Regions from separate parts of the Homo sapiens genome. Here region 1 is linked to region 2. A link is an interaction called in ENCODE POLR2A ChIA-PET data of the cell type or tissue named here. Cell type or tissue: GM12878. All regions are shown on one strand. Each heading gives the region's core, and the rest is flanking DNA. Links, peaks and the distances in the headings are about the cores only.

Evidence for each region. Peaks named below come from ENCODE experiments on the same cell type or tissue, not always from the same donor. Only the 100,000 strongest peaks of a DNase experiment are listed, where the experiment ranks them.
Region 1: POLR2A ChIA-PET joins it to region 2 with 5 read pairs; 2 of 35 experiments call an interaction of 5 or more read pairs at or near these places.

The regions. Positions count from the first base shown.
Region 1 is chr1:32,667,550-32,670,473 of GRCh38, forward strand. RBBP4 (RB binding protein 4, chromatin remodeling factor) reads left to right here. Exons shown (of 12, transcript NM_005610.3): 4 at 676-849; 5 at 1,190-1,305; 6 at 1,423-1,583; 7 at 1,682-1,808; 8 at 1,937-2,014. Among named protein-coding and RNA genes, the nearest start is that of RBBP4, 18 kb to the left of the region's middle. In GM12878, for the core only: no CTCF peak of the experiment used is centred there; no DNase peak of the experiment used is centred there.
Region 2 is chr1:33,023,440-33,026,363 of GRCh38, forward strand. It overlaps AK2 (adenylate kinase 2), which reads right to left. Exons shown (of 6, transcript NM_001625.4): 2 at 1,003-1,128. Among named protein-coding and RNA genes, the nearest start is that of AK2, 12 kb to the right of the region's middle. In GM12878, for the core only: no CTCF peak of the experiment used is centred there; a DNase peak (open chromatin) is centred at 1,416; H3K27ac peaks cover 1,106 bases.

The DNA.
Region 1 (2,924 bases), core at 117-2,616, 360 kb before region 2:
TGTTTTCTCTTTATCTCTTTTGTCTTGTGTCTTTATTTCTTATGATCTCTCATCTCCGCACACGGGGAGAACACCCGCTAAGCCCCGTAGGGCTGGACCCTACATCAGTAGAATTCTAGTTTTCCTTAATTTCAGATAGTAATATAATACAGCCATCCCTCAGAATCCGTGGGGAATTGTTTCCAAGACCTCCTTTGGATACCAAAATTCACAGATGCTGAAGTCTCTGATACAGCATGGCATAATGTTTACACATAACCTATGCAGATCTTCTCATATACTTTAAAATGTCTCTAGATTACCTATAATACCTAATATAATGTAAATGTTATATAAATAGACTATATTGTTCGGGGATAATGATGAGGGGGAAATCTGTACATGTTCAATACATATGCAATGTTTTTCTGAATATTTTCAATTAATGGCTAGTTGAATTCATGGATAAAGAACCCACTGATATGGAGAGCTGACTGTATTTCTTATTAGTTATTTAACTACCTGGAGTCACGGGGGTAGGAAAGCACTTTATAGTGCTAGCAAATGTATAGATTACATCTAGTATTATGCCAGTTTGTTGCTAAGGAAAAAAAATCCTTTCCTGTGTTCTTATACTCTGGGTAACCTCTAGAGTAGCTCTTGTTTTGTCCTCATTTGCAATTAATTTATTCACAGAATTTGGAGGTTTTGGTTCAGTTAGTGGAAAAATTGAAATAGAAATCAAGATCAACCATGAAGGAGAAGTAAACAGGGCCCGTTATATGCCCCAGAACCCTTGTATCATCGCAACAAAGACTCCTTCCAGTGATGTTCTTGTTTTTGACTATACAAAACATCCTTCTAAACCAGGTATGTGCCCTTTTCTATTCAAATACAAATGAGTCACTATAGAAATACATGGTTCCACTCACTGTGAGTTTAATTGCATGTTACTCTGTGTAATTTAACATCTTGTGATTTGTATTGATATGTGTATATTTTTCTTCATTTTGCCTCCATGAAAAAATAATGCTTTTTTACATAGAACAAAATACTGGTGCTGTTTAAGCATTATCTATTTGATCATAACGGTTCCTATATCATTTATAAATGTTAAGAGCTTTAGACATCTTGACCAAAATTCCATTATGCTCAGTAGGCCCAGAGAGCCAGTGGACTGGGTAGTCTTGATGTGTCTGTCACTTTGCAGATCCTTCTGGAGAGTGCAACCCAGACTTGCGTCTCCGTGGACATCAGAAGGAAGGCTATGGGCTTTCTTGGAACCCAAATCTCAGTGGGCACTTACTTAGTGCTTCAGATGACCATGTGTGTATCCTTCCCATTTTGAAGCAAATCTGGGCTAGTTACCAGTTGGTTTCTTTTTTGGGGTGTGTGGGGAGGTGAGAATCTTCCTTTTATATAATGGTTAATTTTACATTTAAGACCATCTGCCTGTGGGACATCAGTGCCGTTCCAAAGGAGGGAAAAGTGGTAGATGCGAAGACCATCTTTACAGGGCATACGGCAGTAGTAGAAGATGTTTCCTGGCATCTACTCCATGAGTCTCTGTTTGGGTCAGTTGCTGATGATCAGAAACTTATGATGTGAGTAGAATCCATTCAGAGTTTCTAAATATCTTGTCTAAGTTTTATGTTTAGTCACCATTTCAAGGTTTTTTTCCTTTGTTTTTTTTTCACTGAAGTTGGGATACTCGTTCAAACAATACTTCCAAACCAAGCCACTCAGTTGATGCTCACACTGCTGAAGTGAACTGCCTTTCTTTCAATCCTTATAGTGAGTTCATTCTTGCCACAGGATCAGCTGACAAGGTCAGTTTCGTTTATTTTAATAGAAAACATAATTTCTCTAGGTTTTTTTGAATTGCAGAGATATTTTACTTACAGTATTTTTTTTTTCTTAAAAAATTGATTACTCTTGCTTTTCTTTTTGTACATAGACTGTTGCCTTGTGGGATCTGAGAAATCTGAAACTTAAGTTGCATTCCTTTGAGTCACATAAGGATGAAATATTCCAGGTAAGAGAAACTAATGCTACTATTTTGTTTGTTTTAAGAAAAACCTGCTGGGCGCGGTCGCTCACGCCTGTAATCCCAGCACTTTGGGAGGCTGAAGCGGGCGGATCACAAGGTCAGGAGATCGAGACCATCCTGGCTAACACGGTGAAACCCTGTCTCTACTAAAAATATAAAAAATTAGCCGGGCATGGTGGCGGATGCCCGTAGTCCCAGCTACTCGGGAGGCTGAGGCAGGAGAATGGCATGAAACCCGGGAGGCAGAGGTTGCAGTGAGCCGAGATTGTGCCACTGCACTCTAGCCTGGGCGACAGAACGAGAGTCCGTCTCAAAAAAAAAGAAAAAAGAAAAACCTGGATGTATGAGTGGGCACACATGTGCTTTATGCCGTTGCTAAAAATAGAAATCTATATGCCTATGCTACTTTCTGTGGGAATTGTTTTTTCTTTGTTATTTCTATACTTTCTCAAACTGGTTATTGACCACTTACATTCTTCAGATATTAAGAAAACTAGGCCAGGTATGGTAGCTTATGCCTGTAATCCCAGCACTTTAGGAGGCTGAGATGGGTGGATTGCTTGAGGCCAGGAGTTTGAGACCAGCCTGGCCAACCCTGTCTATTTTTTAATAAAAATTTACAAAGAAAGGAAAACTAGTGCCTGATTATTTTTTCAGCCTTGTTTCTGACACTTAGTGATCTCTTCCCTTCTTCCAATATATTCTTCATCCTTCATTACTTGCCACATGTGTTGATTTCTCAACCCAAGCCTCAACCTCTGGCTCCATATTTTCTACCTCATCAGTTTAAACCCATTTATGCCTAGTGTTCCATTATTGGAACGCTAAGCATGTGGGAGTTTATATCCTGCTCAAGGTTATCGCCCAGGTCTGATTGCAAAAATTAAAAAAAGAA
Region 2 (2,924 bases), core at 95-2,594:
AGCAGGGCATGGAGGTGTGTGCCTGTAACCCTAGCTACTCATCAGGCCGAAGTGGGAGGATCACTTGAGCCCAGGAGGTCGAGGCTGTAGTAAGCCATGATTGCACCACTGCACACCAGCCTGGGTCTCAGAACAAAAAAAAAGAGAGAAAATGCAATTATCGTCCCCAGATAAGAAGGATTACCTTTGTCACAACTGCGAAGTAATTGCTTTGTTACAGAAACAGCACACAGAGCCATAAAGCAGGTTAAAAAACACTTCTGTGACTTCCTAAATCCTCTCTTGAATACATCTCTGAGTTCTGGCCTAGGGACAGCAGTTTCATTTCTGGCTCTAAAATTTAGGTATATAACAAAACACACCAGCACAGAAAAACTTCAAGAATACTATGAATGAGTGCCATAAATTCAGAACAAACAAAATAACTTGCACTCTAAAAAGTCTTACAAGGCCAAGTGCGGTGGCTCACGCCTGTAATCCCAGCACTTTGGGAGGCCAAGGAGGGTGGATCACCTGAGGTCAGGAGTTTGAGACCAGCCTGGCCAACATGGTGAAACCCCATCTCTACTAAAAACATAAAAATTAGCCAGGCATGGTGGCAGGTGCCTGTAATCCTAGCTACTCGGGAGGCTGAGGTACAAGAATCGCTTGAACCCAGGAGGTGGAGGTTGCAGTGAGCCAAGACTGCGCCACTGCACTCCAGCCTGGGCGACAGAGCGAGACTTTGTCAAAAAAAAAAGAAAAAAAATTTCCTATAATCTGCCAGTTTGTTAAAACACCCTCTAGCACATGGTTGTTCAACAGAATTTTGTTTGATGATGGAAAGTTCTGTATCAGCGTTGGCTGGTAAATACTTGAAATATGGCTAGTGCAACTGAGGAACTGATTTTTACATTAATTAAATTAATCTAAATAGCCACCTGTGGCTGGTGGCTACCATATTGGACAGTGCAGATCTAGATTCTGAGGAATATCAACACTCATTGGTACCACCAAACCTACCAGTTTCCCAGCATCCATAGTTGCCTTCAGCTTTTTTCCTAGCTCTGAGCCAGAAGCCACCATGGCCCTCAGCATGTCCCCAGTAGCTAAATGGCAGACACAGAAGTTTTCAGCCAATCTGGGTGCCTACAGAGAGGAAGACAAAAACCAAGATTCAATTACATTACAGGCTGTGGAGTCAGACTGCCTAGGTGTGAACCTGGCCCTGCCACTTACTGGCTATGTAAACATGGGCAAATGCCTACTTCCTTACCTGTAATGGGGATAAAAGTACCTTATATTACATTCTAACATATACTGATTATAGGGTTATGGTAAGAATTACATGAAATAATATATGTAAAGCACTTAAAACAGTACAACTAGCACACAGGAAGGAGTCATAAATATTAATTATCACTATTTCCACTCAACACACTAGTGACACATAAGTTTCAGTTTCCCCATTATAAATGGGAAGACTTGCTGGGCATGGTGGCTCACGCCTATAACCCCAGCACTTTGGGAGGCTGAGGTGGGCGGATCACGAGGTCAGAAGTTCGAGACCAGCCTGACCAACATGGGGAAACCCCGTCTCTACTAAAAATACAAAAATTAGCTGGGTGTGGTGGCGCTTGCCTGGAATTGCAGCTACTCAGGAGGCTGAGGTAGGAGAATTATTTGAATCTGGTAGGCAGAGGCTGCAGTGAGCTGAGATTGCACCACAGCACTCCAGCTCCAGCCTGGGTGACAGTGAGACTTCGTCTCAAAAAAAAAAAAAAAAAAAAAAGAGAATAAAAATAGTACCAACACTTCACATGGTTGCTGTGAGGTTTAAATGAGATCATGTATATAATGCACTTGGTACAACACCTGGCACATAACATGTGCTGAATAAACATTTGCCAAAGGGATGAATGTACAATTGTCATGTACTACAGCTACTGGGTCAGGGAGGCAACTAGGAGCAGTTTGCCCCCAGGCAGAACTGGGTTTTCCTCCTTCCCTGTCACTAAGTAGCTGTACTATGGTGGCCACCTCACTTTTCAGTTTCCTTATCTGTTTAAAATGAAGGCAAAAAAGGCTCCATCTCAGAAGGTAGCTGTGAGGATTAGCTGAGATATATACAAAGAGCACTTGGCAAATAATAAGCACTTACATACTAGTTTTAGGAGGCATTATAGTGTTTTGGTCAAGAGCACAGGCTTGAGAGTTAAACTGCTGGTTTGCAGACTCCAGGTCCACTAACCATTATGTAAAATTGACTTAAGATGTCACTTCACCTTTCTAGGTTTCAAATTTCCTCTAAGTAAAATGGAGATGGTAATAGTATCTGTATCACTGGGTTGATGAGAAGATTATACAGAATTCAGTATATGCAGGCCCTGGCATATAGTAAGCGCTCAGTGGGCACTGGCTGTTACCATAACCCCTGTCCTAATCCTATATTCATTCATACAAAAAGAAAACATTTACTAATGCCTTTCCCAAGAACCCTGTCGGGAGCCTGGGAAACAGATGAATAAAAGGCATAGACTATGTACTTAAAGAGCTTATATTTGGTGAATTATACATGAGAATGCAGAATTAGAACAGGAAGAGACCCTAGACAGCTCAACACTGGCTTTGCAGTGGGAAAAAAAGAATGCAGAATTTACAAGGAATATAATCAGTTCAAGGAGCTCAATTTTAGCTTTTTCCGTTCAATTGTTTTATAAACTAAGCAGGTTTAGATCCCGATTCCAACAAATCAGTTCACTGGGAGTTTTCTTTTCTTTCTTTCTTTCTTTTTTTTTGAGACAGAGTCTCACTCTATCACCCAGGCTGGAGTGCAGTGGCACGATCACGGCTCACTGCAGCCACGAACTCCCTGGGCTCAGGTGATTCTCCTGCCTCAGCCTCCCAGTAGCTGGGATTGCAGGCACAAGCCACGTGCCTGGCTA